Linked DNA regions of Homo sapiens: region 2 is linked to region 1. A link is an interaction called in ENCODE POLR2A ChIA-PET data of the cell type or tissue named here. Cell type or tissue: GM12878. All regions are shown on one strand. Links, peaks and the distances in the headings refer to the core of each region. The heading gives the core; the rest is flanking DNA. Region 1 overlaps LINC00970 (long intergenic non-protein coding RNA 970). Region 2 has its middle 110 kb from the start of LINC00626.

Region 1 (5,267 bases), core at 268-5,267:
AGATGGGGGAGCGGAATATGGAAATGATCATGTTTAAATTTGAAGTGACCAGTGTTTTTACCTCAGGGGACGTGATCAAGTTTCTGCCAATAGGCAGAATTGGTGCATAAAACAGAAGTTGAGTTACAGAAGAGTAAAGAAAGTTATTATCGTTATTATTTTGCACATTTGGATCATGTAACTTGCAAATTGAGTATTTTCAGCAGCCATACTAATGTTGATTAGGTAGCAAGCAGATATGCAAAGAGCTATCTGGGAGATTTTCCAGCTAAAAATCACAATTATCAGTTGAGTCTTATGAACCCAGAAAATGTGGTAAACTCTCCTCAAAAGAAAGACGTGAGAAATTCCTTAACTTAAAAGCCTGTGGTTCAAAGAAGGGCTGAGAAGTCTGTCTCCTCCTTGCCTTTCTAGAAATATTGCAGTTAGCATGGCATCTCATCTTACTCAAGCAGCCTGCCCAGTCTAGAGTCTTCGAAATTCTCGGCACAGGCTCCTGTGTGATGCTCTCTGGGAATGTTGACATTCTCAGGGGAATGTCTATGCCAGGGGTTTTGGAATAAGGCACAGGGGAAGTTTCTGGGCTAGAATGGAGTGTGGTCTGAGAGGCCAGGTAGGGTGTAAAAAAAGAGAATTTAGAATTAGGTTTTGGCTTTCCTGTTTCCTGGCTCTGTGACCTTTGTAAAGTTACTTTACCTTTCTAAGCTTCTGGTCAATCATCTTGAACATGGACATTATGCCTATTTTTATAGAGATACTATAAAAATAAAATGACGTAATATATTCGTTTGCCAGGGCTACCATAACAAAATACCACAGACTGGGTGGCTTCAGCAACAGAAATTTATATTCTCATAGTTCTGGGGGCTGGGAGCCCAAGAAACAAAGTGTTGGCAGGTGTGATGTCTTCTGAGGCCTCTCTCCTCAGGTTGCATAAGTCCACTTTCTCACTGTGTCCTCACATGGCTGCTCCTCGGACTGTGTGTTGTCTATGTCCTAATCTTATAAGGACACCAGTCATATTGGATTAGGGCCCACCCATATGGCTGCATTTTACTTAATTACTTCTTTAAAGGCCCCATCTCCAAATACAGTCACATTCCCAGTTACTGGGCATCAGAGCGTCCACGTACAGAGATGGAGGGCTCACAGTTCAGCCCATGGCAGGTAGCATATGAAAGGGCTCAGCACACACGAGGTGCTTAGTCAATGTTAGCTCCCCTCACCATTTCTTCAGGCTGTAGTATGAGATTCAAACTATTAATGACATTTACTCTAAAGCGATGTTCACCTCTTAGGCCGCCTGTGGGCAAGGGGCTTGGAGGCAACACAATGAACAAAGGAGATTTAATAGAGCCAGAATATTTAATTCTGCTGCCACTTTTGAGAAATTTGAACTTGTATCAAACTCATAATTTCTCTGATTCAGTTCTGACAATAATTAGCCAACAGGGTGAGTATCAAATTTATAACAAAGTAATAGATCCGAAAGTGCCAGCACATTACTTGACTTCTGTTAAATGCTTCATAAATATTTCTTTAGTTGGGCACAGAGGCCTTTGGTAAAGTACACAGTGTTAGATATATGTGAGATATTATGTTCACTTGCTCCTCTGGCCTCTAAGTTTTGTGAAGTGGAAATACCCACAGGTTATTAAAGACCCAATTTGCTGGCCCCTTTCATGCTGTCTCCTAGGTGACTAGTTCCCTAGGATGTGCAGGGCTGGGCGGCTCCACCTTAGGTGCCACCTGAAGAGAAATCTCCAGGTAGCTGTCGTTCTTCAAGGCCCTAAGGGAGAAACTGGAGTGGCTATTGCTGCTGTTTTTACCTCTGTTGTGCTGGAAATCAGTGAGAGAGCTGTGTGGAGCCTGGGAGGTCACCTCTCAGGCTTCCCAGTATCTTCTAAAAAGACACACAGAACCCTCCATCTCCCTAACTGATGCCTCTGGGAACCAAATGTGCTTTAGAAGCTTCTATGCATAATTGGGCCTCCTGAAGGCAGGGCCAGGGACTGTTTCCTCCTCAGATCACAGGTTCCTGCCATCATGTCTGACAAATGGTTAGTGCACAAGCAGTGTTTGATCAATGGATGCCGGATTTCCCTGTTCTTGGCCGAATTGCCTTTGAAAGTAGCAGGAGTCAGTCTCTCAGGCATTAATAGTTCCCAGAACCTTCTCCATCTCCCTGGAGATAATGTCTTGGAGAAGGCTTCTGTCAGCTGCCAGAACCCCACAGGAATGGGGAGGACTCCATGGAAGAGAAGAATTCCAGTCTGTGTGCTTCAGCAAGAAACTGTAAGGTAAGAGTTGACCTGTATTGCTCGGTCTTATTTTTTATGGAGCCAGCTTTTGTTTTTCATTTTTGTTTTCTATGTCCCTTGAGGCCTTACCTCTCCAAATGCTCTGGTTTATTGAAACCTAGAATATGAGTCAAATGACCTCTTTGGGTTCACAGGGGATTGCCTTCATGCTGTTGATGAGACACTTGTGTGGGAAATGAATCTTCAATTCACTTCTCCTGCTTCGAAAGACTGGCATGGAAATTTAGTAGACAAAGACACTTAAAGGATATGATTGAAAAATTCAATTTGTTGAAGTTTTCCTCTACAGTGAAAAGAGATGTGTTTAGGCTCCCAGGACTGCCTGGAATGCCCAGTGATGTCAAATGTAGAATGATTTCATTGAATTATTCCGCTGCAAAGGAAAATTTTGGTTTGTGCAGTATCTTGATATAGTACATAATTTTTTTTTTTTTTTTTTTTTTTAGAAAACCCCGTTTGGTTACAATGATTCCTTTTTAGTGGCTAATATTGACTTTCTTGAGTAGAGAGGTGATTTTTGGTTATGGTATTAGCTAGCAAAGAAGAAGCCATGGTTCTCCAGAAAGTTAGTTTAATTGTGGTGATGTTTACTTGCTAATATAATGTTCCTGGGAAAGTAATGCTGCCCAATATTATTTCTTGGCATATGTGGTATAGATTCTTGCTGTGGATTGGTGGTCCTGCTTCTACTTTGGATATGGGTGTTCTTACCCTGAAAAGGAAAGGTCCTTTATTCCTAGGGTGATGATAATTAGATAATGATTGCCACGTATGAGGGCACATTATGGCTCCTTGCAGGTGACGAAGGCTAATATTAATGGCTACCTTGATTTGGATATATTTGTTCCCCACCTTATTCCCCTATGAAGTAAGTTGTGTCTATATTCAAATTATACAGATGAGGAAGCAGGCTTAGGGAGGGTTAATAGCATGCCTAATTCCACAGCTAGTATATGACCAAACTGAGATTCAAACCCAGGTCTAATTTGACTTTAAAGCTTTTTGTCTTAATGGTTACTCTCTCCTGTCTCTCAGTTTGGGGGTTACCTTACAGAACATCCCAACAGTAGTTCTCAAAGTGTGGTCCTTGAACCAGCATTGTTAGCATCACCTGGAAACTTGCTGAAATGCAAATTCTCAGGCAATTTCAAACTATAGAATTAGAATTGCTAGGGGCTCAAACTTGAACATCAATGTTTCAAACAGGTGGTTATATAGCCTCTGCACTGAGACCTCCAGAGACAGGGCTTTTACTCTTCTGTAGGGCAGTCATTCTGTGTGCTCTACTAGTTTAACTCCACCAATTGTTAGGAAGTTTTTCTTTATACTGGGGTACAGTTTGCTTCTGCTTAGTGTTCACTCATTGGTTCTAGTCCTTTTCTTTGTCCCATCAACATGATAGCTGAACATAGCTATTTAAACTCACACGATCAAGAACAGAAAATTGCTGAAGTATTAAGAAGAGCTTGTCTGATGGAAGGTGTAGTTTGAATGCCAGCTGCCTTTTTTGGTATGTTTACCAGAGTTGCTTTATTCTTTGCCCCATAAGTAAGATAGAAGTGGAACACTTTTGAAAAGGAGAAAAAAGAAAGACTGAAGTGTCAGAGTTCCAGGGTCTACTATTTCTTTAGGGAGTAGTCCTTCTAGCAATTCTGGGCCTGGAATATATTCTGTTTCCTGCAAAGTCACAGGTTGGATATCAAATCCCTCCTGAGGAACAAAGTGGATCATTGAAACTTGAGTGAGTTTCGACAGAAGTGCAAGCCTGGGCTGGTTAAATTACCATAGGTCACAGTGCCCAGGAGAGGTCAGCAGACAAGGAATCAGATGTGATAAGTGGGTTATTGAATCTGTGTCCATAGGACAGCAGTGGAATTCTTGTACTTCTCTTTTAACCTGGGTGTCCCAGAAAAGAGAACCTGAGGCAAAGGGCTTCTGTACTGCTACTATATCAGTTGTCATCCTGAGGAAAAAAGAGTGTTGGAAAAAGAGTGTGAGCCAGGGAAGATGGGAAACCAACAAGTCAATGCATTATTCAGTTGGCTTCTACTAAGGACAATTGCTTGCTTGCTTCTGTTGGACTGGCTCTGCAAAGTCAGATGACTGCATTGTAGGACAGTGGTTCTCAGGGGAGAAAGTAACTTTATTTACTGGCTTCCATTTCAAATCTGTCAAAGTTTCGTCCTACAGAGAATTAACTTCCCCCAAATCTGGATCATGCATATGTGGGCTCCATCTTGGGTCCTACGACATTCCCATGCCTTGTTGTCAACAAGATGGGATGCAAGAGGCACTTGGTTACAGTCACACAATGAAACACTGTCAGATTTCACCTGTATGAAATTGGTCAGAACCCAGGCAGAGCTGGTAATGGTAGCTGGACCAAGAGTTGAGAGAGGCTGAGAGGATCTGAAATGGCCCATAAGAGGTTTCTGATATAATACGCCTCAGGTAATTCTGAACAAAAAGTACCTTTATATACATTACAAAATTGATATCTAAACCTTTTCTTCATTAGTCTAAATGTTGGCAGAAGATATAATTCCCAGCCTATCATAAATGTTGACATTCTAAAACAAAATTGGGCTCTATTTCCAGGTATGATGAACTAAAACCCTACTGAATGACTACCCCACACTTCTTCTATCCATGCAGAAAACCACTGCAAAACCTGGCCATAAGGAGCATACAGACTCTGGTGTTCAGATGTGCTTGGAGAGGGAAGACTATAGAACAAATATGTTATATAAGACAGGAACAAATAAGTTCCTGTCTCAGGGCTTTTGACTGGGACTAAGTCCAGTGCCCATGTACCAGCAGCACATATGACCAACTTGCAATCTTTCAGGCCTGAGGAGTAAAAAAGTGAAGTCAGGAAACCATAAACACTAAAGATAGTGAAAAAATTCTGAAAGGGAAAGAACCAGAGAGGGGATCCCCAAACAC
Region 2 (5,501 bases), core at 322-5,321, 110 kb after region 1:
GTCTTAAAGCAGCGATCATCACCTAGGTTTAAGCTGAGATTCTTACTTTACAACGTGCCTTCTGCCCAATGACTAATGAATGACACAGACAGTTATGGGTACTGGGAGGTGGGAATAATCACTTAAGGGTGGCAGTGTTGGAGAAAAGTATAAGGAGGTGACTGGGAGACTGGACCTTCTTTGAAGGTTGGGTATGATCTAGAGAAATAGAGAATAGTTGGGGTCTAAGAGCACAGAAAGAGATGGAATATATAGTATAGCTGAGGAAAAATAAATGGGGCAGCTTAACACAAGCAACTCTGACATAGAAGTCTTCTGAATCAAAAGCAGAATTTTGAGGCACTCAAGAAAGAGGGGTATTAACTATATCGGTTATAAACTTTTTAAAAAAGTGATTTTACAGAGACTAATCTGGAGCGGGTAGTTTTGATATCTTCATAAGGATGACCTTGCCTTGACTCATTCTTTTAAACATTTTTTTTTATTTTTTATTTTTTTGAGACAGAGTCTCGCTCTTTCGCCCAGGCTGGACTGCAGTGGCGCTATCTCGGCTCACTGCAAGCTCCGCCTCCCGGGTTCACGCCATTCTCCTGCCTCAGCCTCCTGAGTAGCTGGGACTACAGGCGCCTGCTACCACGCCTGGCTAATTTTTTTTGCATTTTTAGTAGAGACGGGGTTTCACCGTGTTAGCCAGGATGGTCTCGATCTCCTGACCTCGTGATCCGCCCGCCTCAGCCTCCCAAAGTGCTGGGATTACAGGCGTGAGCCACCGCGTCCGGCCGCCTTGACTCATTCTTTAGCATTATTGTCCTTATAGAAAGTAATGCTATTAAAAATTTCATGTGTACATTGAGTCTTGAATTTCTTTTGGCACCTGCTGTCTCCATTGATTCAACGCAAGGAAGCTGTGTTCTCTTCCTTGAGCTTTATGAGTTTAAAGTACAGCCCATCCTATTGAGTGAGTTCTATGGGGCCATTGTCAAATCTAAAAGTGCTTTACAATGCTCCTGAGTAGATGGCATCCCACTGGGGTCATATCGTTCACTAATTGAAGGTAACGTTCTTGGATGATAGCAAAAACCGTATATAGCTCTAATAGCTGCTCTACAGATAAGCCCAAGTGCTATACCAAGCCAACCCCAATCTGTTTATATAAACCAACTATAAAATAATTTGCATGCAAAATATTATTTTACAAACTCCAATATCACAGGAGTAAACTATCTATTGAAAAGGCTGTAAATATTTGCATAAATGTTGCATAAACATGATGGGCTTTAGTTTGGAGTCTTTGTTAACATAAACATTTTTAGAATTATCTTAACCTAATTTATTTTAGCTCTAGACCAATTAATATTTATTCATAACCTATGTCTTTGGTAACTTGCCTAACTAAAAAGAGCCTCTGACATTTCTTTCCCCTGGTATAATTAAAAATTAAAATTTGTCATCGGTAACTTATAGAAAACTTTTTTCACGCTTATTTTTATCTTTTATAAATTAGTATCTTGGAGCTCAAAATTGCTCTTTGGAGTAAAAACTCTCTGTCTAGTTATTTAAAGAATCTATAAAATCCTTCCTTCCTTCCTTCCTCTTCCTTCCCTTCTTCCTTCCTTCCTTCCTTCCTTCTAGCAACTACAACATCATTTAGCATGTATATACATTTTAGTAAGCAAAGCATGGGGAATCAGAGGCAAATTATCCCCAAATCTCTGCCTTCTAGGAATACAAAGCCTAAGAGAACTAGATCTAAATAAAAACTGTAGGCTACATGTAGATTGAGTTGTCCTGCTTATTGAGATTAAAATGAGATTTATTTCAACCCTAACCTGTAAGCTGTAGTAGCCTTGAATCCCTCCCAATCTTTCCAAAAGTACTTTTGAGAGGGAGGATGGAGGGAGGGAATAAGTGGTGATTGGTATGATATTTACATGCCCCTTAACATTTCTTGCTGCATATGCTGTTCCTCAAATGCTGTTTCTGCACCATATTGTCCAAGATGTGAAACACAGTCTCTTTACCCCTGAGAACTTCACTCACACAAGACATTTGCTTGTGTGGTAGACTTTGCTGAAAGCTTGAGATGATGGAGGGGTTTCACACAGCCCATTATTTGCCCCCTCCCTTGATACACATCCTTTTCTACATTGTCCACGTCTCCACCCTATTAACACAGAAGAGAGAAGCTGAAGAGGATTTTGGAAAGTAAGGGATGAGACAAAGCATGAAAGATGACCAGGTGCTACCCAAGTTGTGGGACACTTTGCTGAAGAGAGGGATCCCTGTCCTCGTGTGATAGGCAGAACCTTCATCTTTCTTCTTCGTGCTCTCCTGTCCATGGACTCTTCGGTGTCTGCTTAGCATGAGCCACCAACTCCCATCTCACATTTCAGTGGCACTGAAGAATTGCAGAAACTTTGAAATTTTCTTTCTCTTCTTTCGCTTCTCTGGCATAAAGGAAAGTAAGCACTATACAGATTAATTGATATTGAATTAGGCCATTTCTTTTAGAAGAAAAGAGTGACTGTTTTAAATGTTATTTCTTCTCCCTTTACAATTGCAACACATTTCTATCTAGTCCCATCCTACAGCCAAGTGTTAATATGTTCTCATTCAGTGGATGATGGATTCTTTACTTTTCATCTTAAAATTAAATAGCTATGTTCTATACCAGAGAAGTGTTCACTGGCTACTAGATAATTCACTCCCAAATGAAAAATAAATGACATTAAATACATAATTCTGTCACTACTAGAGCACTGTATTATTTTGTTGTCATAGTCAATAGATACTTGTTCACCTTTTGGCAGCAGTGAAGGTAATTTTAAACTATAGAAAGGAAAAAGTTCCAGTTATACAGGAATTAATATTCTAAAAGAAATGTGTTTTCTGAATTTAATCTTTTAGATCAAAATGATAGAATTGTAAAGTCAAAAGGAGAAAAATTGAGGATTGGCTGGTTTGTATTATCATCAGTTCTCAAATGTTTATAAGGGCCATCTAAGAGTGAAACGACAATGGAAACACGTAAGTCATTTCCTAATCTTATTTTAACCTTCAGGTTCAAACTTTTTATAGAATAGATGAAATGATAGGTACTTCATTGATAATCTTTTCACATAATCCTGTTTATCCCATAAGTGGAAATACTTCTCAAGAGTGAAATAGCCAAATGGAGGAAAAGGTCTTGGATAGTAGCACATTTTAATGTCTTGTTTAAAATTGTCATTCCAAATTATGATAGTTTGTTTCCAAAGATGGCCACCATCAGTGTCTTGTTTCCCTGCACATATGCACAATTGCCAAATCAAGAGGTGAAGTCTAATTTCCCTCCCCTGTTATCTGGACATCTGGACTGATCTTCAGTTTTTGTTTGACCAATACAATCAAGCAGAAATGATATTACAGCACTCCCAAGCCTAGGTCATAAGAAACCTTGCACCTTTCCCCTGGGCCACATGGAACATTCCTCTTGGGATGCTCTTGAAACACTTCAGTCATACTGTGAGAAATTCAAGTCACATCCAAAGACCACATATAGAAGCTTCAGGAGACAGTCTCAGCAGAACTTCCAATCAATAACTGGCCATATGGTATAGCTATCTTGACCATAAAACTCATTTGGGCCTTCAAATGGTTCCAACCCCAGCCACCATCTGTTAGCACCTACTTGGGAGACTCTGAGCAAGAACGACTCAGCTCAACCCAGTTAACCTAACAGAACTTTAAGAGATAATAATAAATTGCTCTTTTGAGCCACTAAATTTTAGGATGGCTTATAACAACAATAAATAACTGAAACAGAAATACAAATATTTTGAATAATCTACCTGTTCTTTCTTTTTTCAACTCTTTGGATAGTCTCTTTTAACCAGGTACTATGCTAGGTGCTGGTGATGGATTCAAAGATGAAAGAGATATAAGATGTAAAGCCTGATGTATTTTCACAAGGAACATTTACTTGGTGAGACAGACAAATGAGTAGAAGAATATTATGCCATATGATAAGTAATATAAAAATGCACATGGTTCTTGAGGGATCACGTAGCTTTGGGAAAACTAATTGACTTTTTTTTTTTGGAAGGTTATTAATAAATAAAACTAAAAACTAAGCAGGAGACACAGAGACTCACCTGAGCAGCAGCACGGGGCAAAGATGGCATGTGGAACTTTCTTGGAATTGCAAATATTTCAGTCTGGCTGGGGCATAGAATATGAAGACTAAGTGGAGAGATATAATTGGGAAAGTTGACAAAGAGCTCAAAAATGTCTTTGTATACTGTCAAACGAGTTTGGATTTTATTATTCAATGTTAAAATTCTAGCCATTTTCATCCATTCATCTTTTATTTTACCTTACAATCCTTCAATAACTAAAAAATAATCATACTCCTCCAATGGCTATGTTGAAGGATCTTGAGGACAGGAAGAGAGTCACATTGTCTGATTTATGATTCAGGATGATGGAATCTTCTGACAAGATTTTTATTTTTTAGATCTTAAAATGCATTCTTTTCAGTGAAGCCATCTTTGGAGTTAGTCATTACTCTCACCTTATCTGTCATCTTGACTCCAATATGCTATTCCTCTTCTTTTGGTCTAGACTCTAATTTTAAAGCTATCTTCAAGTTAAGGAAAGGTCATTTTTCCACAGTTCAGTTCTCTGAAAAGCTTACATCTCCCAGTGAAAGTCACAGTCCAGGAGTGAAGCAATCACATGCTAGAACTTTAGGGCCAATTGGGAAGTCTTTACAAACACTTGCCTTGGTCGATCTTACTTATTGCTACAAGCCTGAAAATGCATAGTCCTAAAAAAGGTGGTCTCTCTGTGCACACATGTAATTTTTAAAAAGGAGAGGGCAATACGAAGGGAACTGAGGCTTGATCACCAAAAATCAGCACAATGAAAGCAAATGATAATGAATAATGAGCACTAGAATTCAAATTACCAGATGTTTTAAAGAGATGGAGTGCCAGTTTTCAATTCCATTTTGAGCACCACATTACAAAAGAACTATTTTAAAAATAAAAAAATGATTGAGGGAAAAGAAAAACAAATAAAAGAATACCTAAACTACTGAATGACCTCATTTGCTCATGATAAACTTCAATCACATCTTCTTACTCCATTCCCAGTTCTTTTATAGTATGAGTAGCAGCAATTCTCTGATCTTCAAAGACAAATCTGAGTGAATTCATTGGAACTCCCTGCCTTTGACAGTATGATTCTTTGAGTTTCTTGAGATGTGTTGTCATTTTCACTTTGAAGTGAATCTCGCTGCTATCCTGTCCAATGACTTTGAGTTTAACATATTCTCATTCCTTCTTATCCTCCAAGTCATCAGTTGAAGGTTTTGCCTCCTGATCTTACATAGGTGACAGGGGCTTCACCCAGGGGTCACTGCTATGCAGTGTTTCTAAAGGCATGAGGGAAGGGGCAGGGTGCAGTCAAGAAGCCTCTATGCGGTAGGTGAGAGCTGTGGCATCCAAGAATAATGGAGA

Evidence for each region. ChIA-PET counts read pairs that join two places held together with the same protein. Peaks named below come from ENCODE experiments on the same cell type or tissue, not always from the same donor. Only the 100,000 strongest peaks of a DNase experiment are listed, where the experiment ranks them.
Region 2: POLR2A ChIA-PET joins it to region 1 with 10 read pairs; 2 of 35 experiments call an interaction of 5 or more read pairs at or near these places.

The regions. Positions count from the first base shown.
Region 1 is chr1:169,009,794-169,015,060 of GRCh38, reverse strand. All of the region lies in intron 3 of LINC00970 (long intergenic non-protein coding RNA 970), which reads left to right. Among named protein-coding and RNA genes, the nearest start is that of LINC00970, 75 kb to the left of the region's middle. RefSeq lists enhancers at 2,254-2,363, 2,474-2,543. In GM12878, for the core only: no CTCF peak of the experiment used is centred there; DNase peaks (open chromatin) are centred at 2,460, 2,750 and 5,100; H3K27ac peaks cover 958 bases.
Region 2 is chr1:168,898,007-168,903,507 of GRCh38, reverse strand. It overlaps the pseudogene SUMO1P2. Among named protein-coding and RNA genes, the nearest start is that of LINC00626, 110 kb to the right of the region's middle. In GM12878, for the core only: no CTCF peak of the experiment used is centred there; no DNase peak of the experiment used is centred there.